Regions from separate parts of the Homo sapiens genome. Here region 1 is linked to region 2. A link is a loop called in an ENCODE intact Hi-C map of the cell type or tissue named here. Cell type or tissue: HepG2. All regions are shown on one strand. Links, peaks and the distances in the headings refer to the core of each region. The heading gives the core; the rest is flanking DNA. Region 1 has its middle 12 kb from the start of CLLU1. Region 2 has its middle 64 kb from the start of LINC02404.

Evidence for each region. Peaks named below come from ENCODE experiments on the same cell type or tissue, not always from the same donor. Only the 100,000 strongest peaks of a DNase experiment are listed, where the experiment ranks them.
Region 1: a loop joins it to region 2, with 26 times the contacts of the local background. A loop is called at or near these places in 9 of 110 quality-filtered maps.

What each region holds. Positions count from the first base shown.
Region 1 is chr12:92,401,204-92,416,971 of GRCh38, forward strand. No RefSeq gene overlaps it. Among named protein-coding and RNA genes, the nearest start is that of CLLU1, 12 kb to the right of the region's middle. RefSeq lists cis regulatory regions at 2,475-3,008, 3,639-4,088 and an enhancer at 2,797-3,046. In HepG2, for the core only: a CTCF peak has its summit at 7,085; no DNase peak of the experiment used is centred there.
Region 2 is chr12:91,803,635-91,819,402 of GRCh38, forward strand. No RefSeq gene overlaps it. Among named protein-coding and RNA genes, the nearest start is that of LINC02404, 64 kb to the right of the region's middle. RefSeq lists an enhancer at 356-1,555. In HepG2, for the core only: a CTCF peak has its summit at 8,269 (motif pointing right); a DNase peak (open chromatin) is centred at 8,267.

The DNA of each region.
Region 1 (15,768 bases), core at 3,246-11,245, 600 kb after region 2:
TAGTGAAAACAGCCCAGGGAGATATGATTTCAATTCTCAGCTCCATCACGCAACAGCTACTGGACCCTACATGGAGTATTGCTCCTTCAGTCTTCATGGTAATGGTGGTGATGGTGGTGGCGGTGGTGATGGTGATGGTGGTGGTAGTGGTGGTGGTGTGCAGGTAGAATGTTTATACTTCACAGGGTTGTTGAGAGGAATGAAGAAAATAAAGTTAGCCAAGTGGCAAACCTAGCGCCTGGCACAGAGTCAGAATCAGCCCTCAGCACATTTAAGTCTTCTCTCCTCCAATTTCTTTTGCTTTTCTCCTTAATATGGGTTGTGAGGGTACATCCTCATCCTGACAGTCTCTCCTTGAAAAATATTATATCAAGTGTGACAATATTGGAAGATTTTCTTCCATCTCATTTAAAGGGCCCACAGATATTCAAAAGAAGAGTCCCTACATCATTAAAAAAAAAATACTCAGACTCATAGCTCAGAGTAGCAACACACATATCAATTTCTGATCTGATCAGGAAAAAGGGATATTTTAAGTCAGTGTAATCAAACCACATGAAACCAATTTTCCATGTGTTTCCCAGTGTTTGCCCTTTCCATCAAAGTTTTTTCATCTGTGTGGTAACTATCAATGTACCCAGTTGTCTCGGGTTGGGGTTTATGCCTGAGCAATGGACTGCCTTATGTTCAGTGGTAAGAAACACAAATGCATAGCCACTTTGGGAAAGTAACCTGCAAAAGCAAATTGCCCTTGCTTGGGCTGGGACTCACCAACAATGTATGGGAACAAAGATTGGTATTAGGAGACCCTTTTTGGGTAAGCTGTGCCAGACAGACAGGCTTACCAGATTGCAAAGGAGATACCAGATCAATCTCCTGGCAGAGCAGAGAAGGTGAAGTGCATGTGAGATGATGGAACAAGTCTAGGTTTGGCAATCCAGACATGCGGATTTAAATGCCAGCTCCTCTCTTGTTAGCTGTGTTACCTAAGGCAAATTTCTCAACCTCTTGAACTTAATCTATAAATATGGAAATAACATTGTCTACCTTATACTATTGTTTGAGAAATTAATGGAACTATATATCTAAGTCATGTAAAGTACCAAAGAATGTACATGATTGTAAGAGGAGCCCAGTGAATGTTAGCTCCCTTCTAGCATTTCAGGAAGAGATGGCACTTGGGTGTATTGCTGCGGTGGGAAATTAGAAGGGTCTTGCTGTCCTCTGTCTAGCAACACCTGAGATTGGGTGCCTGAGAGGGAGGGAGGACTAACAGATCCAGTTTTTGATTTCTTAAAAGGTGGTATCATTGTTATCCCTCTCCCTTCTATTCTCCTCCTTATTTTTCCACTACCTCTTTTTCTTCTCCTCACCTCTCCCCCTCCTTCTTCTTCATGTTCTTGTTTTTCTTCTTCTTCCTCCTTCTCTTCCTCTTCTTCTTTTTCCCCTTCCTCTTCTTCAAATTTGATTTAAAGGTAGAATTGATTCCTTTCAACTGAAATACGTGGCTTATTTACAGCTATTAATGATATAATAAACCCAGAAAATAATTAATGATTGCTTGCAAATTGAATTGGATTATACTAAACTGTTGGTTCCTCTGCAATACAGTAGCTTTACTTGGTCTTTATGAGCAAACTGTCATATGCTAGGCTTTCTTCACAGTTTGAAGATCTCTTTTGGTATAATTTAAATTCAGTTTATGAACTCTGGGCACCACCTCCTACAAAGCAAAGGAGAATGTATCCTTGGTTGTTTTTAACTTAAGGCAAGTTCATATGGGAATTACAGAGATGAAATATGACTACCAAAGTCCTCTCAGTGACAGGGGACATGAAAGCAGCAGTTAACCATACAGGAGAGGCTTGGCAGAAGTTAGGGGAGGAGTTTTCACATTTCCTTATATTAAATTTTGTGCCAGAACCAACCATTTAGGTGACCTAGAAGTGTGCAACTAAAAATTGATACTTGTTTTTTTGTCATAAAACAATATACCCCACTGCAACAAATTCAAACAATATACTCTATTATTATTTCTTTATTTATTTCTTCTGCTGACATAAATTGTTTGGGGGCAAGCTGAGAGAGTTTTCTTCAACAGAATTTTAGTCAAAACTACATTACACCTGCTACCAAGCAAAGCACTCTCAGGCTGCAGTTTCCCTAGCTGTCATGGATAGAAACAAGGTTATCACAGTGGAAACTATGCCCTTATTCAAGAGTAATTCACTTTATAGCAGCCAAGTCTCTAACTGCAGTCCAAGGATAAAGAAATCAAGAGCAGTGATCAGATGACATCCAAGGCTTGAAGCAGCTTAAAGATCTTCCAGCAAAGTCAGACTTTCTTGGGTGACTTCTCTCAAAGTCTTGGGGATTAGCTTCCAATGTGTTTCTATGAAAGGGAAATGTTGAGAAATAAAATAAAGTGGTGAAAGGTTAGGATTAAAGAGGATTTTGTTCAATGTTGAGCCCTGTGAAAATATCACATGTTCAGATGAATTTGAAAAAGTCCAGTAGACTCTTAGATAAAAAAGAAGTATGTGTAGATAGAGGTGGCTGGTCAAATGGAAGCATTAATACTGCTGAGATAGATGGTGACTGATTAAATGGAAGCAGCCACACATCCATTCATTTCTCTGAAAATTAGCAGCTGTTGGCTGATAGACACCTTTCCTTCACATGCTCTTGCTGAAGTGATAAGAAGTGAAAAGAGCTTGAGGCAGGACTATTTTGAGTTCCAGGCGATCTGTGTTGCTATGAGATCTGAGATTAGTGGTTAAGTTGGTGCCGGATGTCATCCAGCAGCTGATCATGAAACCTCTAAAAGTTAAGTTCATTTCTCAGAAATCATCTGAGCATGTGGGCTGTTCAAGAAGGTGATTGAATTGCTGTTTCTTGGGATTTCCCCACCCTCAGTCCAAGTGAACTAAAGGGATTAATGGCCTTGATCCTGTAAGCATTTTTTTTACGCACCATGTTAAAATGTAACATGTTCTGTCCTTTTGTTCGAGGAGCCACTAATTCAATTGTTGCCCAAAACTTTATGCTGATTACTTTGTAATTATACCAAAATACCATTTTAGCTTCTTATTAACCACTGAGTTAAAAGACATTTATAGAAGCATGAGATGTCAAAGTCAGGTGAATTAGTGAAAAGTAGGCACAAAAAGTTATGGGATTCATGTAGCCTGAAATTTACATCTGTGTAAACCTTTGGCAGTTTGGCAGCTAAGTCTGCAGCCTCTGAGGGTGGTAAATGGCAGGAACTATGCCCATGTGTGAATGGTAATTTGCATTCTATAGTTAGGAGTGCCTATTTAACTGCCCCTGGCACTATGTAATTTTCTGTGCCTCAGCTTACTCTTCAGTAACATGTGGTAGTTAGTAATATAGTACCTATGCCACAGCATGTTCCTCACATGTAGTATGTGCTCAATTAATATTAACTATTAGTATTGCTACTATCGTTGTTGCTATTACTACAGAAAAGGCCCATGCATCCATCTCAAATGACTCATACCAAAGACTGACTTTAGTAAAGAAGACCAGGAAGGTTAAGGATTAGCCTTCAGAGTCAGGCTTTCATAGTCACAAAGATAGTGATTGGGGGAGTAGTGATAATGGAGGAGCTATTAAGAAGGAACACCATTCTTGATCTGAAGAGACAGTACTTAGAACAAGTATTTCAAAAAAAGAATGCTACCGTTTCCTAGGTTGGTACACTGAGGCTTCTGGGGCTGGAATCTGCTTATTTATGAGATAGATTATGAGAATCATAGGTTTGTAAGGAGCCTTCAGGGTCACCTAGTTCAGCCACTGCTAGGTGAGTTTTCTTCAATAAGAATTTTAAACCTGCCTAAAGTGTTATCTGTGGTATCCACCCGCTTCTTCTGCCTTATCTTTGGTCTCCTTTCTTGTCCTTCTCAACCCCACACAATGTGTCAGCACACACAGTGAAACTCCCTGTCCAAAAGGAGAAAAGGCTAAAGGAATTCACATTGAAACAGTTGTGCTAGGCTTCATCCCAAGAATGTGTGCTGGTGTATGTGTGTGTGTGTGTTTTTAATAACTTTTCAAAAATAGAAAAAAATTTCCTAAATATCAGCTTAGTAATTTTCCCTGACACTAGTCATTTATAATGCCAGGGAAAAGACATTTACACTAACAAATGAGTCTTGATCACTCTCCTTGTGTTCTAGGAAACTGTATTAGCCACGGTTAAGTAGTAGGAGGGCTTTGAGAATGCAGTAACTTCCATTTAGATTGAAAATACAAGATCAAATAGAATATACTAAAAGTGTATAGGCATAAGTATAACAACCTTCTCTTGGGAATATAAAACCTTATAGCAATGCAAGAAATTTGGCTTAACAATTACATTTATATAAAATTTTAAAACTTTTTGTAGAAAGTAAGATTGATATATAGTAACTGGGTGAAGTGGTGAGTGAAAAAGCTAATGTGATCCTAGTGTGTCCGGAATGGGTGGGTTCTTGGTCTCACTGACTTCAAGAATGAAGCTGCGGACCCTCACGGTGAGTGTTACAGTTCTTAAAGGCAGCGTGTCCGGAGTTTGTTCCTTCTGGTGTTCCGATGTGTTCGGAGTATCTTCCTTCTGGTGGGTTCGTGGTCTCGCCAGCTCAGGAGTGAAGCTGGGGACCTTCGCGGTGAGTGTTACAGCTCTTAAGGCAGCGCGTCTGGAGTTGTTCGTTCCTCCCAGTGGGTTCGTGGTCTCGCTGGCTTCAAGAGTGAAGCTGCAGACCTTCGCGGTGAGTGTTACAGCTCATAAAGGCAGTGTGGACCCAAAGAGTGAGCAGCAGCAAGATTTATTGCAAAGAGCAAAAGAACAAAGCTTCCACAGTGTGGAAGGGGACCAGAGCGGGTTGCCACTGCTGGCTCCCGCAGCCTGCTTTTATTCTCTTATCTGCCCCCACCCACATCCTGCTGATTGGTAGAGCCAAGTGGTCTGTTTTGACAGGGCGCGATTGGTACCTTTACAATCCCTGAGTTAGTCACAAAGGTTCTCCACATCCCCACCAGATTAGCTAAATACAGAGTGTCCACGCAAAGGTTCTCCAAGGCCCCACCAGAGTAGCTAGATACAGAGTGTGGATTGGTGCATTCACAAACCCTGAGCTAGACACAGGGTACTGATTGGTGTGTTTACAAACCTTGAGCTAGATACAGAGTGCAGATTGGTGTATTTACAATCCCTGAGCTAGACATAAAGGTTCTCCACGTCCCCACCAGACTCAGGAGCCCAGCTGGCTTCACCCAGTGGATCCCGCACCGGGGCTGCAGGCGCCTTGCGCCCACACTCCTCAGCCCTTGGGTGGTTGATGGGACTGGGCGCCGTGGAGCAGGGGGCGGTGCTCATCGGGGAGGCTCGGGCCGCAGAGGAGCCCATGGAGGGGGTGGGAGGCTCAGGCATGGCGGTCTGCAAGTCCCGAGCCCTGCCCCGAGGGAAGGCAGCTAAGGCCTGGTGAGAAATCGAGCGCAGCGCCAGTGGGCTGGCACTGCTGGGGGACCCAATACACCCTCCGCAGCCACTGGCCCGGGTGCTAAGCCCCTCATTGCCCGGGGCCGGCAGGGCCGGCCGGCTGCTCCGAGTGCGGAGCCCGCCAATCCCACGCCCACCTGGAACTCCAGGTGGCCCGCAAGCGCTGCACGCAGCCCCGGTTCCAGCTCGCACCTCTCCCTCCACACCTCCCTGCAAGCTGAGGGAGCCGGCTGCGGCCTTGGCCAGCCCAGAAAGGGGGTCCCACAGTGCAGCGGTGGGTTGAAGGGCTCCTCAAGTGCCACCAAAGTGGGAGCCCAGGCAGAGGAGGCGCCGAGAGCGAGCGAGGGCTGTGAGGACTGCCAGCACGCTGTCACCTCTCATTAGGTTGCACAGACAGATGTGCAGCTGCTGAAAATAAGGATGTTATAATTTTCCTGCCCTCTTCCCTGGTCAGAGCATATCAGAATCTTGTAGGCCGGGTGTGGTGGCTCACGTCTGTAATCCCAGCACTTTGGGAGGCCGAGGTGGGCAGATCACGAGGTCAGGAGATGGAGACCTTCCTGGCTAATGTGGTGAAACCCCATCTCTACTAAAAATACAAAAAATTAGCCAGGTGTGGTGGCAGGCACCTGTAGTCCCAGCTACTTGGGAGACAGGCAGGAGAATGGTGTGAACCCGGAAGGTGGAGCTTGCAGTGAGCCGAGAATGTGCCACTGCACTCCAGCCTGGGCGACAGGGCGAGACTCTGTCTCAAAAAAAAAAAAAAAAAAAAAAAAAAAAGAATCTTGTAATCTGATAAGAACACCATATTCTTCAAAGGGCTATAGACACACTGAACCCCAGTCTGAGAATAGTGACCAGAATTGGAAAGGGACGCTAAATGAGTTCACTTGAGTAACAGCTGAAGATTCTGGAAGATACTTAGAATAGGGTCAGAGATACCTTTAAATATCCAAGGACAAGGACAAGGATGTACCTGTATGAATACAAAGGTTAAAACAAGCACCAATATATGGTACATTAAGCACTAATGTTTATTGAGAATGTATTACATGTCAGGCACAAGCCATGCAATACATGCATTAATTTATGAGGAAACAGACTCTGAGAAATAATTGTCCCAAGTTGATGGAGTTTGGATACAAACTCAAGCAGTCTGGCTCTAGAGCCTATGTCTTAAGTATTAGCTTATCTTGACAATGCAGCAAAATATAGTTCAACTCAACAAAAGAAAAACTCCCTAACTGCCCAGGATGTTTAAAGGTGAAATACATTATCTTACTCAAAAAAAGTAATGAGTTCCCTGTCACTAGAAGAATGTTAGGGGAGGTCATATAACCACTTGGAAGGCTAAAGCAGAGATAGCTAGTTTTCTCCACTATCTATGTTCTCCTCTTTTTCCTGGTTGTACACTTGGACTGCATGTGCCAGTCTCCTTGCTGTTAGGTGTGGGCTGGTGGCTGAGTTCTGGCTGATGAAATGTAAGTGACAGTGGTACCTGCCAAATCCAGGCTGCCCTTTAACTGCCCCTTCCACCCTACCAACCCTTTGTGTGAGCCTCACCCCCTTGCCCCATCTGCTGGCTGAAAGGGGAATACTTTGGTTATCTAGAAGAAGGAAGAGCCACAAGATGGAAGGAACTTGTATCCCTGAATGGCATAGCCTCTTCCTGCTAATCTGCAATGAAATAAGACATAAGTGAAAAATAAGCTTCATTGAGGTGAAGCCAATAAAATTTTGAAGTTTTTGTTAAAGCAGTCACCCTGTTATGATGAATACAGAGGGCAGAATTTAAGTACTTGATGAGAGATTAAACTCATTATTGTTTAATGTCTACTCATCTTGACATTCTTTGACTTTTGGATCAAGAAGCAAAGCAGATTTTGAGAATATCCTAATTAAAAAAAAACCTTATAACCCCCAATATATTCCTGGACACACATAAAAACCTGTTTGCTTTCACACTATAAAAATCAATGCACTGAAGGAACAGTTCCTCTTTCTCCTTAGAGACTATTCTTCAATAAGTTCTCCTCTAATTGAATAGGAAACCCAGCTACAGTTAAATTAGGAGGAATGTGCATGGCTTACTCTGAGTCTGGCCCTAAAGACCTTTAGACAATGGCACTTGTCTAGTGAACTTACAACTGAGCTGGCAGGTCACAGCCTTGCTTAGCTGCTTGAGAAGTATTTGTAAACATGGGAGGTGTCAATGCACCCCATCTCCCAGAGCATCATGGCAGCTCTGAGCTCTGCTACTTATCTACCCTTGTACTAGGTAGGGTTATTTGTCATAGGGAAGAAAATCTGATTCTAGTGAGCTAACATAATAATAATAACAAAAAAGTTGAGAGGTAACTCAAAGAAAGGTGAATTACCAGGCTTTCGAAAGGACAGGGACCAGAGCATGTGGATGTGATGTCTCCAAGATGCTACTGTTGGAATGGACCATCTTCAAAATGTCTTGGTCCCTGTATCAGGTAGCTAAATATTCCAATTCCTGGAAAAGAACGTCTGACTGGCCAGCTCTTGACTGAATTAGTATTCTGTTGCTGCTGTGACAAACTGTGACTAACTTAATGGCATAAAACCACCCAAATTTACTACTTCAAAGCTTCTGTGGGTTAAAAGGCTGAATGAACTCAACTGGGTCCTCTGTTAGGGGCTCATATGGCCAAAATCAAGTTGCCAGTAGGGCTGAGCTCTGTACTGGAGTCTCTGGAGAAGAATGTTCTTCCAGCATCATTCAGGTTGTTGGCCAAATCCAGTTTCTTGTGATTCTAGGACTGAAGTTCCCATTGCCTTGCTGGATGTCAGCCAAGGACCAGGTTTTGCTCCTAGAGACTGCCTACATCCTTCCTCATGCTTTACCTGTAATCCTCCCCAGCATTGGTGAACGAATCCCTCTTATACATTGGGTCTCTCTGACTTTTCCTTCTGCTGCATCACTGATTCCAGCAAGACAGTGTTCTCTACTTTTAAGGGCTCAAATCATTATGTTGCACCCACCAGGTTATCCAGAATAATCTTCCTATCTTTGTTTTGTTTTTGTTTTTAAACAGTCTCACTCTGTAACCCAGGCTGGAGTACAGTGGTGCAATCTCAACTTAGTGCAACCTCTGCCTCCCAGGTTCGAGCAATTCTCCTACCTCAGTCTCCCAAATAGCTGCAACTACAGGCATCTGCCACCAGGCCCAGCTAATTTATGTATTTTTAGTAGAGACGGGTTTTTACCATGTTGCCCAGGCCAGTCTCAAATGCCTGATCTCAAGTTGTCCACCTACCTCAGCTGTCCAAAGTGCTGGGATTACAGGTGTGAGCACTGCACCTGGCCTAGTCTCCCTGTCTTAAGGTTTGTAACTACATCTGCAAAGCCCTTTTTGCCATGCAATGTAACATATTCACAGGCTCCAGGTATCAGGGCATGGACATCATTTGGAGGCCGTGCTGCCTACCACACTCACCCTTTCACTGATAAGCCCACCAAGCTGGCCTTCCATAAGCAGAAGTCAATCCTCTAAGGGAAATCAAGGTGCCACTCCTAAAAGAGGAGTGAATGGGGTGCTGAGAAGATGACAGCAATAGCTCTCTTTTACTTTACTTTCCAGTTAGAACTGACATCCACAGCCAATCTCTGAAATAAGCAGATCCTTAACTTACAGGTATCTGAGCAGCTAGGCTCAAGACCAGACAATTAAGAAGTATGAAAAGATGAAAGACAATAAATGATGGGTTTGATCTTCCTATGTCACTCTGAGCAGTGAGTCGGGAAATTCCTTTCTTCAATAAATCATTAACCAACACCACATCAGCACCATCACGTAAGGCACTTTGTTATGGGCTACAAAGTTCCAAAAAACTCCATGCTCTGTATTTGAAGAGTTCATAATATAGGTCAGTGGTCTGCAAACTTTTGAGGACACAAAAATTACCTGGGAATTTGCTAAAAATGAAGATTCCTAGGCCCACTGCTATGGTTTGAGTGTGGCGCCCCCTTCAAAATTCATGTTGAAGCCTAATCATCAAGGTAATGATATTAGAAAGTGGGGCTTCTGGGATGTGATTAGGTCATGAGGACTCCTCCCTCATGCACAGATTAAGGCCCTATCTAATGGGGTTGCGAGAGTGAGTTTGCTGTTTTCAGCTCTTTTTCCATGTGAGAACACAGTGTTCCTCCTCTCTGGAGGACACAGCATCAAAGTGCCATCTTGGAAGCAGAGATCAGCCTCCCCCAGATAATGATACCTGCTGGGGCCTTGATCTTCGACTTCCCAGACTCCAGAACTGTGAGGAATAAATTTCTGTTCCTTAGAAATTACAGTCTCAAGTGGTCTGTTATAGCAGCACAAAACACACTAAGACATCCACTGCCAGAGACACTGTTTCAGATGATGTGGGTAAAGGCCCCACAAATCAACATCTAATATAATGTCAGCTACATAACAGGTGCTCAGTAAACAGTTTTGATGAATGAATGATTATAATTTTTTTAGAGATGGGGTCTTGCTCTGTTGCCCAAGGTGGAGTGCAGTGGTATGATCATAGCTCACTGCAGCCTTAAACTCCTGGGCTCATATTATTCTCCCACTTTAGCCTCTTGAGTAGCTGGGACTACAGGTGCATGTCAGCACACCCTGATTAAAAAAACAATGTTTTGTAGAGACAGGGTCTCACTTTGTTGCCTAGGCTGATCTCAACCTCCTGGCTCCAAAACTGTTGGGACTACAGGCATGAACCACCCATGCCTGGCATGAATTTAACTAATGCATCCATTGATTCTAATGCAGAAATCCATTGATTCTAATGCACCATGAAGCACCTGTGGAGGAAAGTTGACCATCTGGGCAAAAAATCAGGCAGTTAGTGGAGATCAATTGAATAGGGTGCTTTGGCTTTGTCATTCAAAACATTCAGGCAAAAAAAAATCAACACCCCTTATTTATGAAGTTGATTCCTGCTTCCTTTTAAAGAAACTGAATTTAGTCTAAAATAAAGTAAGAAAAAAATCTGGAAGCAGAGAGGAAATAAGAGACATATCCAGGAATTTTAAGCAGAATGAGGTCATAGGAAGTTGTTGTTTTCCTGCATCTTTTTATTTTTTTTTTTAAGCAGGAAAATTCCACCCATGAAACAGATCAGTTGATCTTGCACCTGTGCTCCTGTGTCTGGCACTTATCTGGGTCAAGTTGGGAGAGCAGCCTCCGGTCCTGGAAATAAACAACCAACCCTGTCACTGGGACATACAGCATGTACAGCCATTCTTATTGCCAGACGTCCTCACCCAGCATCCATCAGGGAGCAGGTTCCATGCCATTTAGGCAGCATACCAGATGGACAAAATCACACAGGGCCATCTGACCAAACTGCCTTTCCCTTCACACATCCATCTCCCAGGTCCAGATCCTTGAGGTACCTCCCTTGGTGTTCTTGTAAATGTATCCAATATGATTTGCTTTCAGAAGGGTTAAGAGAGCAGGCTTTGAATTCAGATGGCCTGGACTCTACTCTTATTGGAATGTTTCTAGGCATGTGCCTTAGGATAAATTACATAACCTGTCTGTGCCTCGGTTTACTCATCTGTAAATGGAAGATGCTAGCAACACCTACATCGTAGGGTTCCTGGGAGGATTACATGAGATAACGCATGTAGAGCACAGTGCCTGGTCCTCTTAAGTGCTATAGAATAGGTGAATGGTGGTGAGATATCATCTCCCAGCATTCTGGCCTTTTCTCTTGCACCATTCTAGGACAAGCCCTGACTTCAGAGTTGTACCGGGCAATTGCTATATAGCTAGAAATCCTGGTCTGGGGATGATTCTGTCCCACCACTGCCCACTGTGGGTACAGTGCTTTTAACCATGCACTCCCACAGGTGAGCACACGTAGGCTACGAGTGGCCCTCAGCCTGCCTCATCATGGACCTGTGTTATAATAAATATGTTTAATTGTGCTGTTTTCTTATAGAGGAAAGTCCTGATGTTAGTTGCCTTGAAGTCAGACACCCAGAGAGAATCACAGGTTTTCAGATTAATTCATCGCTTGATTCTTATCCCTGAAGTCATATCTCTGGATCTCTGGTTCTCACATTATAAATTTCAATGATTCTTTTTCTATATGGCCATGTCATTCATATCCTGTGTAATATGGGGAAACTGAGGTATGAATGACATCATTCAAAAAGCACCTGCAATTTTTCTTTGCCAAGCACTTACAGCTTTTTCTCATGTTGCTTTCAAAAAGTCATTGAAATATTGTTCACATATTTTGCAGATGAGGAAATGAATATTCAAATGCATTAGGTATCTTGTCCAAGTTCTTACAGCCAGAAAGTAGAGAAATGAATTTGAATTACAAATCTTCTACCTCTTGGCTTATGCTCTTTTCATGACACTGGGAATAAATGTCTGAACAAGCATGACTTCATGTTTCAACTATTTATCAAATACTTGTTTTCTACTAAGATCTTGCACTCACTCAGTGGGATCCCCTGAAGCCTGCTGATTATTTGTCCTTTGGCATTTATCACTCTCTGTGGGACCTTACTCTCCTATGGTAAAGTTTTATTGTTATTAAAAGTATTATTTGACAATAAATGTAGAAATCCTACAGATCATACTCAACAACATGTCTAATGTCAGCACACAATGTCTAACAATCATTTATGAATACTTTATGTCAAACATAAGCAATAACCTAATTAAGGAAGGTATTTTTAATAAATTGACACTTTTTGACATAACCATATTTCAAGTGGCTCCATTGTTTTGTTTATTTATTTATTTATTTATTTATTTATTTATTTTTGAGAAAGGGTCTCACTCTGTTGCCCAGACTGGAGTGCAGTGGCAACATCATAGCTCACTACAGCCTCGACCTCTCTGGGCTCAAGCAATCCTCCCATCTCAGCTTCCCAAGTAGCTGGGACTACAGGTGTGTACCATCATGCCAGGCTAATTTTTCGTATTTTGTAGAGACGGGGTTTTGCCTGGTCGTCCGGGTTGGTCTCAAACTCCTGGGTGTTCCGCCCACCTTGGCCTCCCAAAGTGCTGGGATTATAGGCATGAGCCTCAAGTGGCTACTTTTTAGGGTTGAAATTTATATTGACTGTCAACTAGCTTCCCTAGTTAGTATTTGGGATCTGCTAACTAATTTATATTACCATCCAACTTGTCAACATTTGTTGAAATATAACTGTCCTCACTTTTTTTGTGTGAACATTGAATACACTTTCAGACTAAATTTGGTTTATTACTTAATGTCTTATTCTTTATTAGAGTTAATAATATTTCTTAATACTTTGCCTTCCACAAATGAATAACTTGTTTGTGATGGCTACCTCTTTTTTTCTCTTAGCCTGTCACAGGTATTATGGATAAAAATTAGCACGGCTGGGCAAAAACAATGAAAGAAATACACTTGCCTGGGAAAGCTGGGGAGGGGTAAATGAATATAATTCAAAATACCATATATTTATTCAACACTGTTGGAATATATGTCCTGTTGGAAATGTAAAAGTGACATATGTTCTCTTCCTGGGTCTCAGACTTTTAGGATCTAGTTGAGGGAACTGGACTTATACACAAAATACAATTCAACAACATTATGAGCTAGAAAATCCATGAGCTAAAGTCTTTGGCAAAGACATTAGGTAACATGAGGAGTCAGGAAAAGGAGAAATTACTGTGGGCTGGAATGGTCTGGGAACATGAGATGGAGGAAGTGGCTTGTTACTGGAGAAAGGATGAGGTTCAAAGAGATGGGAAAAAAAGAAAGAGAGAAGAAAGAAAAGAAATGAGGAAAAACAAGTTGCCAGAAAGAACAAGGAAGAATAGAGGCAGGTAAGCAGTGGATTTTGCCCTAGGGAAGGTAATATAACTAGAGACGGCAGTTTCTAACAGGCCATGATGAATAAGATACACTTTAGCCCTCATTGGTACGTGCAGAAATTCAAATTTGGAAATTCAAGCTTACATGACAGTAAATATATGTTGGGAAAAAAATAACCGGTAAACATTTACATCAGCTCTTTTTCCTAAAGAGAAACCTATTCCATGCTATGAAATATTTGTCACAATTCTGTTTTCAAAATACTTGCTCTACTTTTCCAAGCCACAAGAGGAAACATTTTCTCTGCCAACACTCTCTGACCTTAACCAGTTTCTCCACTACGTCTACTCTTAAGCTCTCTTTAGAGCTGTGTGTATCTCGTCTTTATGTAAACCTCCTAGATGATATACTTATGGAAATATTCAGGCAACTTTTTCATGAACTTTACCAGGAAAGACATTTCTAGCAGGAGAGCATGAATAGAAATGGACTCTTCCCCAGTCTCTGCTGGGTTCTGACTGTGGTCACTCTAACTATAAAAAGTGTGTAAAAATCATGAGCAGATTATTTCATTTCCTTGGGGTCCCTAAAAATTTCAAGGTATCTGTATTAGCACAGGAAGATTTAAATTGATTTCTCAACACATTCAGATATCTTATGAACTTTATTAAGATAAATTTCCTCCAGCATTCAGAAACTCATATATTACAGAATAAAAAATAAAGCAGAAAATTAGTGTACCTGGCTAAAAATGAGAGCAGGGTTCTATTTCATTTTGGAAAGTCACTAAGACAGTAATAATACCATTAATGATAAAATGTTAACATTAGTTAATTATTAGATGTGTTTTTGTATGCCAGCCACATAATATATACTTTTATATGTATCACCTACATTTCTAGATGTAAATGTGAGGGAATTATAGTAGTATCTACCTCGTATGATTGCTGGATGATTTAAATGAGCTGTTGTCTCAAAAACTTGGTATAGAAAGCAGAAACTTTTAGTTATTAAGATTCTTACTATTCCAATATTTGAATAAAACAGTGACCTGCTAAGAAACCCCAATAATATTCTGATACATCAAAACCTTCTGGCATTAGATGTTTCTAATCTAACATCTTCATATTAATTTTTTTATGTTTTGATTATCTACATTCAGTAGTGAATGTGTTTCTAAACGCTGGATGCATTTTTAACTAAATGTGTTTTGTACCACATTTTGACAACTTTTGTTTTAACTATGATTCAGCTTATAACAAAACAAAACAATGCATCTTCTCTCCACTGTTAATAAGGTTAATGAAAAGTTGACTTATGAAAAAAATCCTAATTTATGCACATTCTCATTGTTTTCCTTGCTAAGGATATTAGTACTTGACGATTCTGTAACAAAGAATTATCATGGGATGAAACTTTGATGCAAATATCTTATCAATACAATGTGCTTGATTTTACCTAGATGAGATTTTTCTTTTCTTCTTTCTTTTTTGAGACAGGGTTTTGCTGTGTTACCCAGGCTAGCCTCAAACCCCTGGCCCCTGGCCTCAAGTGATCCTCTCACCTCTGCCTCCCAAAGTGCTGGGTATTACAGATGTGAGTCACTGAATCCAGCCTCACTTAGTTGGCTTTCTTAGTGAATTATTTTATCTGGTTCTAAAACTTTTTGATAATACTCTCAAATATTTATGGATTTTATAACATAATTTATGGATTACGTAGTTATGAATTTCATAAATGATTTTGTGATATTGCCACAGATCATCACCATTATACAGGATGTATAACATAACCATGGTTTAATATATTTTCATAAACTATAGACCAAACAAAGACTGGTCAGGACCAGGGCACGCATGCATTTTATATGTGTGGTGCCTATTGGAATATGCCAGGCCTCCTGTGAAAAAAATCAGTAAGTGCTTATCTCATAGGACCAACGGCCCAACATTCCTGAAGTCACTACCACACTTTGCACTTATCTCCATGTGGAAATAGATAGCCACTGTTGAATTCTGGTGAGAACGACACGTCTGAAATCTCTCAGCTTCACAACCCCTATTACAGCCCTCAGAGAATCTTCTCACATAGCGCCAAACAACAACTTTAGGAAGTGATGTTCCTAGAATGAATCAATTTCTAAAATTAAAAGTGAAAACAATGACAAGGAGAAGGGAGGGTCAGAGAGGAAAGGCTGATGTTACTAAAAGACAAAAGACAGTATAACCTCTTATGAGGATGGTCCAGACACTCAGGGAAATGCAGGAAGAAATAAAAGATAGGAGTTTGAACCACACTGTGATGGCTAACTTTATGTGTGGACCCGACCGATCTATGGGACACCCAGATAGCTTGTAAAGCACTATTTCTGGGTGCGTCAGTGAGGGTGTTTTTGGAAGAGATCAACACTTGAGTCAGTAGACTGAGTAAAGCAGATGGTC
Region 2 (15,768 bases), core at 4,000-11,999:
GAGTTCTAGAGATCTGCCGTACAATATAGTTCATACAGTTAACAACAGTGTGCTGTACATGAAAAAAATGTCTTAAAAGGGTAGAGTTCATGTTATATGTTTTTACTACCATGAAAATAATAATCATTAATAATCTTTTTCTAATCATGATTCCTTGTAAATCTTTTTACATTGATTACTTTCTTAAAAAAAAACCTCGGAGGGGGGCCAAGATGGCCGATTAGAAGCGATTATGGTCTGCTGCACTCAAGGAGGGGAACAAAAGAGACTAGTGAATACAGCACCTTCAACTGAAATATCCAGGTAGTCACACTGGAACTGATCAGGGAAACAACTCAAACCACGGAAAATGAAGAAAAGCAGGGCGGGGCTATGGCCCACCCTGGAGCAACATGGAGCCAAGGGAACCTCCACACCCAGCCAAGGAAAGTGGTGAGTGATTGTGTGACCCTGGGAAACCACACTTCTTTCACAGATTTTTGCAATCCACGGATCAGGAGATCCCCTTGTGAGCCCACACCACCAGGGCATTGGGTGGGACACACAGAGCTGTGTGGAGTTTCAGCAGAGCAGCGGCTCAGGCACACACAGAGACCCAGGTGCTTTACATGCTCCAGCCCCTAGATGTGCAACAAACGTGTCTGCAACTCGACAAGGCAAGAGGTCTGCACATACCCCTAGGAAGTGGACAGAATCCAGAGAGCTGATCAGCCTTGTTCTGTGGGCCCCACTTCCAGGGCACCTCACAAGATGAGACCCACTGGCTTGGAATTCCAGTCAGCCACTGGCAATAGGGTGGAGCATGCCTGAGACTGAATGGAACCCCCAGGAGAATGGGTAGGCACCATCTCTGCTGTTTGATTGCCTCAGCCACTCCAGCCTGCAGGCTTTGGAGTGTCCAAATGGTCCAAATGAGGAAGGGTCCCCCAGCAGCTCAACACAGTGGCTTAGCCAGATCATGGCCTGACTGCTTCTCTAAGTGGGACCCAGATCCATTCCTTCTCACTGAGTGGTTCCTCCCAGCCAGGCCCACTGGCAGGTATTATTATGGACAGAGCTTTGATCTCTCCTTGGAACAAAGCGCTGGGGGGTGTGGAGGCCACCACCTGGGTTGGTTGGATGACTCAGTCATTCCAGCCTGCTGACTTTGGAAAGTCCAAGCTGACAGGCACAGAGGCCATTCCCTACCACAATATAGTTTTTGTCAAGGCATGGCCAGACTGCTTCTTTAAGAAATCTGCTTCTCTTCAGAGGATGGATCCTCCCAGCCAGGGGCTCCAGTCACCCTTGCCACTGTTATTTGAGGGGACAGAGCTCCAATTTCTCCCTGGGGTGGAGTGCCTCAGGGGTGGTGCAGGTGACCACCTTGGCTGTTCTGGCTCCTCAGCTGGTCCAGCCTGGGGGCCTTGGAGAGCCCAGACCAATGAGGGGCTGAAGGGGTCCCCAGCACAACACAGCTGCTCTACCGAAAAGCAGCCAGGCTGCTTCTTTAGGTAGGACCCTGATCACATTCCTCCTGACTGAATAAGACCTCCCAAATGGAGTCTCCAACCACTTCTTAAAGGTGCATTCCAGCTGGCGATAGGTCAGTATCCCCTGGGACGGAACTTCCAGAAGAAAAGGCAGGCTGCCGTCCCTGCTGTTTTACAGCCTTCATTGGTGATACCTCCAGGTATGGAAAGAACTGAGGTGGCTAGGGTCTGGAGCAGACCCCCAGGAAACCACAGCAGCCCCATGGAAGAGCGGCCAGATTGTTAAAAGAAAACAAAACAAACAGAAAACAACAACAACACAGAAAAACCACAAAAACCTCATCCAAAGGCCAGCAACCTCAAAGATTGAAGGTAGATAAGCCCACAATGATGAGAAAGAATCAATGCAAAAACAGTGACAACTCAAACAGCCAGAGTTCCCCTTTTCCACCAAATGACTGCAACACCTCTCCAGCAAGGGCTGAGAATTGGGCTGAGGTTGAAATGGCTGAAATGACAGACATAGAATTCAGAAGGCGGGTAATAACAAACGTCGCTGAGCTAAAGGAGCATGTTATAACCTAACGCACAGAAGCTAAGAATCATGATAAAACAATACAGAAGGTGACAGCCAAAATAACCAGTTTAGAGAGAGACATAACCAACCTGTGTAAGAGCTGAAAAACACACTACAAGAACTTCCCAATGCATTCACAAGGATTAATAGCAAAATAGACCAACAAGAGGAACAAATATCAGAGGTGGAAGACTGGCTTTCTGAATTATGACAGGCAGACAAGAGTAGAGAAAGAAGAATGAAAAGGAATGAAGAAAACCTCCAAGAAATATGAGATTATATAAAGAGACCAAATCTGTGATTCGGGTACCTGAAAGTGGAGGGGGAAGAATGGAAACAAGTTGGAAAACATACTTCAGGATATCATCCAGAAGAACTTCCCCAACTTAGCAAGATAGACTAACATTCAAATTCAGGAAATGCAGAGAACCCCAGTAAGATACTCCACAAGAAGATCATCCCCAAGACACATAATCATCAGATTCTCCAAGGTCAAGATGAAAAAAAAATCTTAAGGGCAGTCAGAGAGAAAGGCCAAGTCAGCTACAAAGGGAAGCCCATCAGGCTAACAGCAGGCCTCTCAGAGGAAACCCTACAAGTCAGAAGAGACTGGGGGCCAATATTGAATTTTTTAAAGAAAATAATTTTCAACCCAGAATTTCATATCTGGCCAAACTAAGCTTCGTAAATGAAGGAGAAATAAGATTCTTTTCAGACAAGCAAATACTGAGGGAATTTATTACCACCAGACCTCCCTTGCAAAAGTTCCTGAAGGAAGCACTAAATATGGAAGGGAAAAACCATAACCAGCCACTACAAAAACACACTGAAATACACAGACCAGAGACACTATGAAGCAACCACATAAACAAGTCTGAAAATAACCCGCTAGCATGACGATGACAGAATTAAATCCACATATAACAGTACTATATTTAAATGTAAATGGGCTAAATGCCTCAATTAAAAGACACAGAATGGTAAGCTGGATAAAGAGTCAAGACCCATTGGTATGCTGTCTTGAAGAGACCCATCTCACATGCAAAGACACACGTAGACTAAAAATAAACAGATGGAGGGAAAATTACCAAGCAAATGGAAAACAGAAAAAAGCAGGAGTTGCAATTCTAGTTTCTGACAAAACAGACTTTGAACCCACAAAGATCAGAAAAGGCAAAGAAGGCCATTACAAAATGGTAAAGGGTTCAATTCAACAAGAAGAGCTAACTATCCTAAATATATATTCACCCAATATAGAAGCATCCAGATTCATAAAGCAAGTGCTTAGAGAACTTCAGAGAGACTTAGAGTCCCATACAATGATAGTAGGAGACTTTAACACCTCACTGACAATATTAGATCAAGGAGACAGAAAATTAATGAAGATATTCAGGATCTGAACTCTGCTCTGGATCAAGTGGACCTGATAGATATTGGCAAAACTCTACACCCTAAAACAACAGAATATACATTCTTCTCCTTGCCACATGGCAGTTACTCTAAAATTGATCACATAATCAGAAATAAAGTAAAACACTTCTCACAAATGCAAAAGAACTGAAATCATAACAGTCTCTCAGACCACAGTGCAACCAAACTAGAACTCAAGATTAAGAAATTCACTCAAAACCACACGAGTACATGGAAATTGAACAACCTGCTCCTGAATCACTCTTGAGTAAATAACGAAATTAAGGCAGAAATCAAGAAGTTATTTGAAACTAATGAGAACAAAGAGACAATGTAGCAGAATCTCCAGAATACAGCTAAAGCAGTGCTAAGAGAAAAATTTATAGCACTAAATGCCCACATCGAAAAGCTAGAATGATCTCAAGTTAACAACATAAGATTACAACTAAAAGAACTAGAGAACCAAGAGCAAACAAATCCCAAAGCTAGAAGACAAGAACTAACCCAAATCAGAGCTGAACCAAAGGAAATGTAGACATAAAAAAAAAAAAAAATTCAAAAGGTCAACAAATCCAGAAGCTGGCTTTTTGAAAAAAATTAATAAAATAGATACACCACTAGCTAGACAAATAAGTAAGAAAAGAGAGAAGATTCAAGTAAACACAATCAGAAATGATAACAAGGATATCACCACTGACCGCACAGAAATACATACAACTGTCAGAGAACACTAAAGATACCTCTATGCACATAAACCAGAAAATCTAGAAGAAATGGACACATACACTCTCCCAAGACTGAACTAGAGGAAGTTGAATCCCTGAATAGGCCAGTAATAACAAGTTCTGAAATTGAGGCAGTTAATAAATAGCCTACCAACCAAAAAAAAAAAAAAGCCCAGGACAGACAAGGCAGATTCACAACTGAATTCTACCAGAGGTACAAAGAAGAGTCGATGTCATTTCCTACTGAAATTATTCCAAAAAATTGAAAAGGAGGGAATCCTTCCTAACTCATTCTATGAGGCCAGCATCACCCTGATACCAAAACCTGGCAGACATACAACAGAAAAATAAAACTTCAGGCCAATATCCTTGATGAAGATCAATGCAAAAATCCTCAACAAAATACTGGCAAACTAAATCCAGCAGCACATCAAAAAGCTTATTCACCAGGATCAAGTAGGCTTCATCCCCAAGATGCAAATTTGGTTCAACATACACAAATCAGTAAATGTGATTCATCACGTAAACTGAACTAAAGACAAAAACCACATGATTATCTCCATAGATTCAGAAAAGACCTTCAATGAAATCCAACATCCCTTCATGTTAAAAACTCTCAGTAAACCAGGTATTGAAGGAATATACTTCAAAATAATAAGAACTGTATATGGCAAACCCACAGCCAACATCATATTGAATAGGCAAAAGCTGGAAGCATTTCCCTTGAAAACCAGCATAAGACAAGGAAGCCTTCTCTCACCACTGCTATTCAACATAGTATTGGAAGTTCTGGTCAGGGCAATCAGGGAGAAGAAAGAAATAAAGTGTATTCAAATAGGAAGAGAGGAAGTCAAACAATCTTTGTTTGCAGGTGACATGATCCTATATCTAGAGAACCCCATAATTTCAGCCCAAAAGCTTCTTAAGCTAATAAACAACTTCAGCAAAGTCTCAGGATACTAAATCAATGTGCAAAAATCACCAGCATTCCTACATACTAATAACAGGCAAGCCGAGAGCCACATCATGAATGAACTCCCATTCACAATTGCCACAAAAAGAATAAAATACCTAGGAATAGAGCTAACAAGGGAAGTGAAGGACCCCTTCAAGGTGAACTACAAACCACTGCTCAAAGAAATCAGAGATGACAAAAACAAATGACAAAACATTCCATGCTCATGGATAGGAAGAATTAATATCATGAAAATGGCCATAGTGCCCAAAGCAATTTATAGATTCAATGCTAATCCCATTAAACCACCATTGACATTCTTTACAGAATTAGAAAAAAAAAACTCTTTTAAAATTTATATGGAACCAAAAAAGAGCCTGTATAGCCAAAACAATCCTAAGCAAAAAGAACACAGCTGCAGGCATCACACTACTTGACTTCAAACTATGCTACAGGGTTACAGTAACCAAAACAGCATGGTACTGGTACAAAAACAGACACATAGACAAATGGAACAGAATAGAGAACTCAGAAATAAGACTGCACACCTACAAGCATCTTATCTTCAACAAACCTGACAAAAACAAGCAATGAGGAAAGGATTCCCTATTTAATACATGGTGCTGGGATAACTGGCTAACCATATGCAGAAAATTGAAACTGGACCCCCTCCTTATACCATGTACAAAAATCAACTTGGGATGTATTAAAGGCTTAAATGTAAAACCCAAAACTATAAAAACCCTAGAAGAAAACCTGTGCAATACCATTCAGGACACAGGCATGGGCAAAGATTTTATGATGAAGATGCCAAAAGCAATTGCAACAAAAGCAAAAATTGGAAAATGGAATCTAATCAAACTAAAGAGCTTCTGCACAGTAATAAAAAAAATCATCATCAGAGTAAACAGAAAACCTACAGAATGGGCAAAAATTTTTGCAATCTGTCCATCTGAGAAAGGTCTAATATCCAGTGTCTATAAGGAACACTTAAATTAACAAGCAGTAAACAAACAACCCCATTAAAAAGTGGGCAAAGGACATGAACAGACATTTCTCAAAAGAAAACATACATGCAGTCAACAAACATGAAAAAAGCTCAACATTACTAATTATTAAAGAAATGCAAATCAAAACCACAGTGAGATACCATCTCACACCAGTCAGATGACTATTATTTAAAAGTCAAAAACAACAGATGGTAGCGAGGTTGTGGAGAGAAAGGAACACTTTGACACTGTTGGTGGGAGTGTAAATTAGTTCAACCATTGTGGAAGACAATGTGACTATTCCTCAAGACATATGGGCAGAAATACCATTTGACCCAGCAATCCCATTACTGGTTATATACCCAAAGGAATATAAATCTATTATAAAGACACATGCACACAGATATTCATTGCAGCACTATTCACAATAGCAAAGACATGGAATCAACCTAAATGCCCATAAATGATAGACTGGATTTAAAAAAATGTGGTATGTATACACCATGGAACACTATGCAGCCATAAACAGGAACAAGATCATGTCGTTTTCAGGGACATAGTTGGAGCTGGATGCCATTATCCTTAACAAACTAAAGCAGGAACAAAAAATAAAATACTGCATGTTCTCACTTGTAAGTGGGAGCTGAATGATGAAAACACATGGACACATGGAGGGTAACACACTCTGGGGCCTGTCAGAGGGTAGTGGGTGGGAGGATGGAGAGCATCCAGAAGAATAGCAAATGGATGCTGGGCTTAATACCTTGGTGATGGGATAATCTATGCAGCAAACTACCATGGCACATGTTTACCTTGTAACAAACCTGCACATCCTGCACACGTACCCCTGAACTTAAAAGTTGAAAAAAAATCTTAAAAAAGTAGAAACTCTTTTGTGCCTTGCTGTTTCACTACCCTGGGACTAAAGAAAGTGAAACTGTAGGCTTCTGTGATCCGACTTGCCTCTAGGACAGTGGTTCTTGACCTGAGCACCATAACAGTCCAACTTGGAGATGTGCAGAAAGTAAAACCATACAGCTGAGTAGGGGAGAGCCCAAGCTAAGAAGGCAAACCCCAATTTTATCTCGTAATGGCTGTTTTCCTTTGAGCAAATTTCCTGGGCTTTGGGTGAAAAATGAAAATAATAACAATGCTTCTCTCATAGCACTATTGTAACAATTAAATGAGATCATAAACACAAAGCACCTAACTCAGCCAATATAACTCCCACTGTTAATTTGTACTCAAAATCAGTAAAGAACCCAGGTTGCAAATATGTGTGTGTGCACTCATATATAATTGATTTATTTTAGACACATTATCCCTATGGCAGCATGACTGTTACTTTTCTGCTATGGTCCAAATAACTACTTCATAATTCATTTATTTTGTCAACTTTAATTTTTTTCAAAGTGGACCACTTTTCTCTAAGCTTGTCATCTACAAATTATGGGTGCTTTTAAGACAGATTACACATGTTTTTTTCTATTCTTAGCTCCTCTTGTCATCTGCACTCCAATGTGTAGTAGAATAGATTGTCTATTGTAGGCTTTCTGTAAAATATTTTCAAATGAATAAATAGCTACAAATTTAAATTTTGAAAAAAATGTAATGAAAATTTTTTATCAAAAGATAAAATGTGTTCATTTGTCTCCAAATATTTTAAGTTGAGCATACCTTAACTGAAATATCTATGTCACATTTTCCTTCTTAGGGAGCAATTGATGAGAGAGTTTCTATTTCATAAAATTGTTTAACAGTCAGGAGGATGCTGAAGGACTGACAGCTCACTTATTATGATTTCCTATTTTTTAAAATAGGAAACTAAAATCCAAATTGACCTAGAGAGTTGGCTTACCAAAGACTCAAGTCATGTTCATCAGGTTTCTGTACCAGGCTGCATTTAATCAAAATCTCTTGCTAGCTACAGAGCTACAGCCAAGATCATGGTTAATCTAACAGCTTCTAATGGATTTAAGAGTATTTGTGTTTATTGAGAAAGAAGTACATTAGCATTCACTCCATCATACCCTCTCAAAATCTCTTCCCCTCCTTTCAAAAGTACACACACACACACACACACACTTTTTACACGCTCAGCTAAGAGCCGCTTGTAAAATCCATCTGGCCACCAGGGGGCCACCAAGAGAATGAAAAACCAGAACAAACTCCTGCCTAAGAGATCCCCCTTATTTTGTCAAGAAAACAATTGTGTGGATTACTAGAATATAAAAAATATTGTCTTCCAGAAACTGGAATCTTTGTTTAAATGACAGCACTATAGCTGCTTAATGTCATTCTGCCGGTAAAATATAGTGTAGCCCACGAATTTAGATTCAATACATTTTCATTCACTAACTGAATTCAAATCGTCATTTTCTTTCAACAGTAACTGGATATTCTACAATTTTAAGAAATTACTATTCATTTTTATTAGATAAATTGTACTGGGGATAGTTTTTTTAAAGTTCTTAGCTTTTAGAAATATATTTTAACTATTTATTTATTCATAGGTTTGTGGCCTAGGAGCAATAAGCTATACCATATAGTCTAGGTGTGTAGTAGATAGACCATGTAGGTTTGTGTAAGTACAATCTGTGTTGTTCACCCAATGATGAAATCACCTAACAACACATTTCTCGGAACATATCCTTGTCATTAACATATCACCTTATGACTGCATTATAAGAATTTGGGGACATTAAAAATTATATAGAAATGAATGTATGTACACATAGCTACACTTATTTCCCCCAAGGTAGAATATTGTCGTGTTGGACCACTGCTGAAATAAGTGCTTTACATGCAAACTACAGGCAGATTCCTTCTTTCCTCCAAGTGCATCTGTGCCTTAAGGACTTCGAGTAGTGACTGTCAAACAGTATCCTGCCTCAGGGGATATCTGGCAATGTTTGGCAACATATTTGGTTGCTACAACTTGGAAGGAGGGTGCTGTTGGCATCTAGTGGGTAGAGGCCAGGGGTACTGCTAAACAATGTGCAGCACAACCTCCAAACACAGAATTATCCTGCTCAAATTATCAGTAGTACCAAGGTTGAGGAAGCCTGTCTTAGAGTCACATTATCTTAGATCTGGAAGGAGCCTTAGTTCCATACAATACCTTCATACTTGAGATCAGAAGGCAAGAAAGGTTTCTTTTTTTTTTTTCTCAATAAGTATAGAGTCCAACATTTCTGATACTGAATTAGGCCTGAGTCCCTGAAAATCCTGTTAAAAATAGCTCAAGGTAAATGTGTTTTCGTCAGATTTATATTTTGTGGTATATAGTGCTCTCAACTGAGAAGATTCCAAACTCAAAGATACCAGTGTGGTTAATTTTGGCCTCTCCCTTGTACAAAGTAAGTGCTCAGGAAAGTTGTTGAATCAAATCCAGGTAGTACTCACTACAATAAGAAACTTGATTTTTTTCCTCCAACAATTTGGATCAAAATTCATTGTCCGAATTTGATATGTTGAAAGAGATTGTTTTGGGGGGAAGATTTATGAATGTTCATGGTCATCTTTAAACATGGGAAATCAATTTAAAGATCCATTTTCAGCACTTTTAAGTTGTCTTCTCCCAGTATCATTCAAATCACATGGAGTCTCCATAGAGTTATAGAGTGGGATGGAGATAGCAAGGCTAACCTACATTAGGTAATGTTAAAGAAATAAACATATCTAAACATACCAACATGATAACATAACAAGGACATATAATTTCAATATATTAGTGATTTATATAGGCACTTCAAATGGTCTTGAAATAGAAAATCAAGCCCAAAACATCCCCAGTAGATGTATGGATCTGAGCATAGAAGTTCTAACAACTATCCACATCACAAAAACAGAGGTGACCGGCCATTACATGCCCCTTGTTGGAGGAACACATCACTTCCTTTGTATTTCTCCCCATCTCCCCAAAAAGAACTGGAACATTATCAAGCTATGTAACTACCGATTTACAAGAAACCCAGACTACAGGACGTTCTGTGGATCAAATGACCTATGTTCTACAACTAACAAATTGCAAAAAAGTTTGCAAAGAAATGAAGATGAGGAAGGATGTTTAGATGAAAGAGACTTAAATGACACATTAATCAAAAGCAGAGCCAGGCATGTAGCTCAAGCTTGTAATCCCAGTGACTCAGAAGGCTGAGGTGGGAGGATCACTTGAGGCCATGAGTTGGAGACCAGCTTGGGCAACATAGCAAGAACCGCCCCCCACATACTCTAAAATAAATAAATGAAAGCAGGCAAAACTAATCTTTAATGTTTAAAGGTGCACATTTGGGTGATAAAACTGTAAAGAAATGAAAGAAAATGATTAAAGTACAAAATAATAATGTCTTTTATGAAGGAAAAAGAGTGCCTTGATTGAGATAGGATACCTGAAGGATCGCTTGGTTCACAATCAAAAGTCTCTCTCTTCATCAGAGAGATATAGATGTTTAATAATTCACTAAGCTCACACTTTTTTTGCAGTTTCCTGTATATTTTATAATAAATGATACTCTAAATTTTACAATAAATATTTTATTAAAATTATATTTTATTATAAATAACTGTTTTACAAAAGCAAATGACTTCTGGTCTAACATTTACTCACATATCCCAGGTGATCTCACAGACTTGAGGGAATCACATACAAAAGTTCTACACAGTGCCCGCAGTGCCACAGAGTGGGCATTGCCCACCAATATTGGCATGATATAAGCAGAGTTTGAGTTAAATGTTCTTAAACCATACTTTTAACACAAACTTTTTCCTCATATTTGCAGTCTCTTAGTACTTTAACTGACACCAGCTGGGAAAAAAAATGACTTTCTAATATAAAAGGTAGTAGGTGTTCCCATAATTGTAGTGCTTAATTACTATTTCTACAACAGTTTACTACTATTGAAAACTCATATCTCTAATCCATCATGTATAATGATAAGTACGCATGTTTAGCAAAATTACATTAGCATTTCATTAAATATACAGAGTAAAATGGGTGACATTTCAAAAGCCCTAATGACTTGTCGTTTGCTGAAATTGTTGAAGCCAGCAACCCTGATCGCTTTGCTCATTTGTAGCCCAGTCTCGACTATCCATGGGTAGATTATCCATAGGAGACATTACATCAAAATTCACATTAACAGTCATCCTTTTGGTCTACAGATGTGAGTCCAGAAGGACACTTTAGAAAACATTTGTTCCGGTGCCTAATTTCACAGATGAGGACAGCAAAACTTGGAGAGGTTAAATGACTTGCCCAACGTCAATCACCTGATAAATGGTAAAATGATGGAACTAGAACCCAGGTTTGTTTAATGCCAGGACAGCATTTTTTCCATCAGCACCATTTGATCATTTGAATAATATATATACTTTATTATTTTTCAAGTCTTATAGAATTTAACCTGTTTCTAGGAAGTTTACCACACGTGTTACTTGTGATCCAGAAATAACTACCACCACCACTACTATGTAGAGAAACCTTGTGTTTGTGCTTCAGTGTAAAAATACACAGTCTCTAGCACAGCTCTCTCCCATTTTAAAGCTTTGATTCTATGGAATTTATTTTGCAATTCTATAAGTTGTAGATAACTGATAGCAGTGCAAAAATAAGTCTTGTCTCTAGACATTTAAGTTCTCTACAGTGGCCGTTCAATTGTTTCCCCATCTCCACTATGGAAGAAATCAGTTTTGCCTCCATTTTTACATCCATGTTAATATTCCAAATCTATAAATGTGTCTATTCTTAGGATTCTCTTTCGAACAGGTTATAATATCTGTTTGGTTATTTTACTGATTAATATGTTAAATAAAGTTTTTAACGTGTTCATTTTCAGCTGTATGAATGTCATGGTTTCCCTGTTTATTGAAATTATCTTTTAACGACAACTACTACTTCTTGAAACCACATTGTTAAACTAAGAAAAACAACCAGCAACTACTACTCCTATTTACTTGTACTAGCTCATCTGACTTCCACAAAAATCCTATGAGGTAGGTAAATCCTATTATGATTTCCCTTTCACAAATAAGGTGTCTGAGGCCCAGGGAGGTTAACAAAATTGCACATGGTAACACAACTGTTGTCAGACCTAGACCTTGATGCCCAGTTTCATCTGACTCCAGAACTCACGCTGTTACTCATAACACTGTATTGACTGTCAACACAACACCATTTTAAACCAAGTTATTCTGTCTGCTGGAGAATAGGAGCAGAAGTACTATTTAGAAAAAAGACCACTCAAGTAAAACTGATATTTGGAAACATTTATTATATGACTGCATTCATACCTATTCTGAAATATGAATCTGAATCTGGACAGGAAGGAGGGATCATCACAAGGCCAAGAGAATGAAGTTGAATCTATTTAGCTCTCCCTGAGTTTATTATGTTTCAATTATGATATTAAAGATATTTTAAATTCTTATACTATTACAACCTAAATAATATGGTGCAATAATACAAGAAAAAATATTATCTTAATGTCAATAGAAAAATGTGTTAAAATGTTTGCTATCAAGGGTTATTTCCTAATTTCCTTCATTATTCTTAAAAAACATAGTTGAACCATATCACCAAGTTCAATAAAATATAACCAAATTGTACACAGATCACATCTTTATTTATCCAACAGACACTTTCAAAACGTTATTTGTAAACATTTTCATACAAAAAAAGAGATGTAAATTTCTGACATTATTATTTATTTGTCCTTATTATTATTATTATTATTATTATTTTGATACAGAGTCTCACTCTGTCACCCAGGCTGGAGTGCAGTGGCGCGATCTCTGCTCACTGCAAGCTCCGCCTCCCAGGTTCATGCCATTCTCCTGCCTCAGCCTCCTGAGTAACTGGGATTACAGGTGCCCACCACCACACATGGCTAATTTTTTGTATTTTTAGTAGAGACGGGGTTTCACCCTGTTAGCCAGGATTGTCTTGATCTCCTGACCTTGTGATCTGCCTGCCTCAGCCTCCCAAAGTGCTGGGATTACAGGTGTGAGCCACCACACCAGGCCTGTCCTTATTAATTTTTATGATTGCTTGTGAATGAAAGCCCATCTTTTGGCTTTCCATTTTTGCATTTCTGAATGTTACCAAATTTCTCTATCCTCTGGATTTTCATGGTATTCTTTTTCATTGTTCTCTTTTGGAACTAATTACATTCCATCTTTATTTATTATCAGGGTCATTTTACCCTAAATCTTTGCCTTTAGGGCCATTAGCATAGGACTGCAAAGTAATATGGTAGTAAGTCATAGCTCCAAGTTTATCAAAACTATAACTGTCCACTGATGAAAACATTCCCCCATTGAGAATTAAGACCTGTACTTTGGCAGAACCTAAGTTCAAGGTAATGGAAAATGTAAATCTACAAGTGGGTTGGTCAGTAAGAATTATACTGAGAGGCTAATGATAATTTTCATTCATTGGTTCCAAAACTCATGTGTTCTAGCCCTTGAGTAAATACTTATTAGCCACAGGTTCAATGTGCACTTCACATTCTGCAAGACATTGTCCCTGAGCACGATTGGAGCATTTTCTAGGTCTGTCTCTTCAACCTCATATTCATTATTTATCAAGTGTGATGCATGCTGTCTCCAAAACTTTTCTCACACTTGACTCCACTAATACTGCTTTGTTTCAAGTCCTTTTCATCTCCTGCTTGACTTTTGCAATTGTTTTCTAACTGATCCTTTTGCTTTTTCTCTTTCATCCATTTTCAGTGGTGTCAGTAAGCATGATCCAAATGAAATGGACCTCCTGCCCTATTTCTAAACCTGCATTTGGAACTGCTTCCTATCCCTATTTACTTTTTACTGTATTACTCATTACTCCACCTACAGCTTCAGCTGACTCTTCGAACTTGACCACTGGCACCACCTTTTGCTTACTTTGGCTGCATTTTTCGAACTGTATTTTAAATCCTCCCTCTGGCAACACTGCCTTAAGCTATCTTGGTCCAGTCTACACCAGGACTAGGACAATGAGGTCTGGACTGGACTACTGTGGACAGTTCTCTTGCCAAATATGCCCTGGCCTGCCAAGAAAGACTTGGACTTTTCACCACTGAAATGGCTGTTTGTTATGCCATGGATGCTTTATATATGCAGTCTCTGTCTAAATGTCCTCCCTTGCTCCCTACTGGCAGGATTACCATTCAAGAATCTGCTAATGTATTGCCTTCTCTAATACATCTCCCCTAGGCACAATAAAAGTATTCATGCATTCTTATAATACTTGACACATAGCAGTCATAGTACCATTACTCTCAATGGCAAAACTGCAATTACTTTTGCACCACCTAATAAGATTTGTAAATGTTTATTACATGCTGGTCTGTGTTAATCACAGGTATTTCACTGGCATATGTGAATCAGTCAGCTCCCAAACTCTGGACTTCTTAAGGGGGGAAATCTATTCTCTTTTCCTTCAATGTCTTTCCTTCATTGTAGCCCAATTCAAGGCCATATAATTAGTGTTCATAAACACTGAACTAAATTAAATCAAATTGTTTGAGATATACTCAGTTTACCATCTTTTCTTAGACATAGTTAACAAAACAGTAATTTTTCCATATTATGCCACTTAACACATTCAAATTTCAAACTTAATTCTTGCCTGAGTCATTCTTCCAGATGACTGGGTTCAGTCATGCATAGCAATTCAATTTACCCTGATTTTAACCTCTTGTTACAATAATGGCTTCCAGGTCAACAGAAAGGACTTTAAAAGCTATTCCAGTAAGGATTGGTGAAGGTGAAGGGAGAGGAGAACAGGCAATAGCCCAATCATGTTTGGTACATGGCATGTTTGCTGTACTTTCTGTCGTGTGTGTGAGGAGCTCTGTTTAACTGACTTGAGGACTGAAGTACTGAACAAGCAAAGAATTGCTCAACTCCCTAGGTAGGTGGGTCTCAGTCAGTATTGAACAGGCAACCCTGTCATTTCAGTGTGATCTGTACTTGTTGGGAAATTGCTGTATGGTGTATGTACAACGTCTTTGCTGCTCACCAAGGTTGAAAACATTTAGTAGTCCACCCATGGGAAACTGAGAGTCTGTCTAGCCTCCAGCCATTGAAGCTTGAAACAAATTAAGTTCCCATCTCTCTCCTGGCTATTTGGGTTTGAACAATCTCTAAAGTGGTCTAGTAAACAGGCAGACAAGACTCCACTTGAGATGTAACCCTGTGTATAACCTAAAGCTAAGGAAAGTTTATGGAATCAACAGGCTGGGGCATGTTAGCTCTATAGTGAAAAATCAAAGAATTGCAATTTAGAGGTAGGGGTAGGGCAAGCCTGTGCTGTTGAATAAAAATGAATGCAATGTGTTTTGTTTTTTCAACATGTCTCAATGTGAGAAGGAGGTCAGAAAAGCTATGGGAGTGTTCAGAAAGTGATCTGTGTCACTGAAGTGTGGCAATGGGCCTGTGTAAATTAAAGATCTAAGCCAATGTGGAAAACACATTTTCAGCAGTAAATAATGTCATTTAAGGAGACTGATTGCCAAAGCAGCCTCATTGCCTAATGGGGGCCTAGTCTTTCATTCAACAAATATTTACTGCCTGGCCCTGGAGCTGGCACTGCAGTGCATTGGTAAGCAATAACCCCTGCCTTGTAGTTTTAATATTTTTA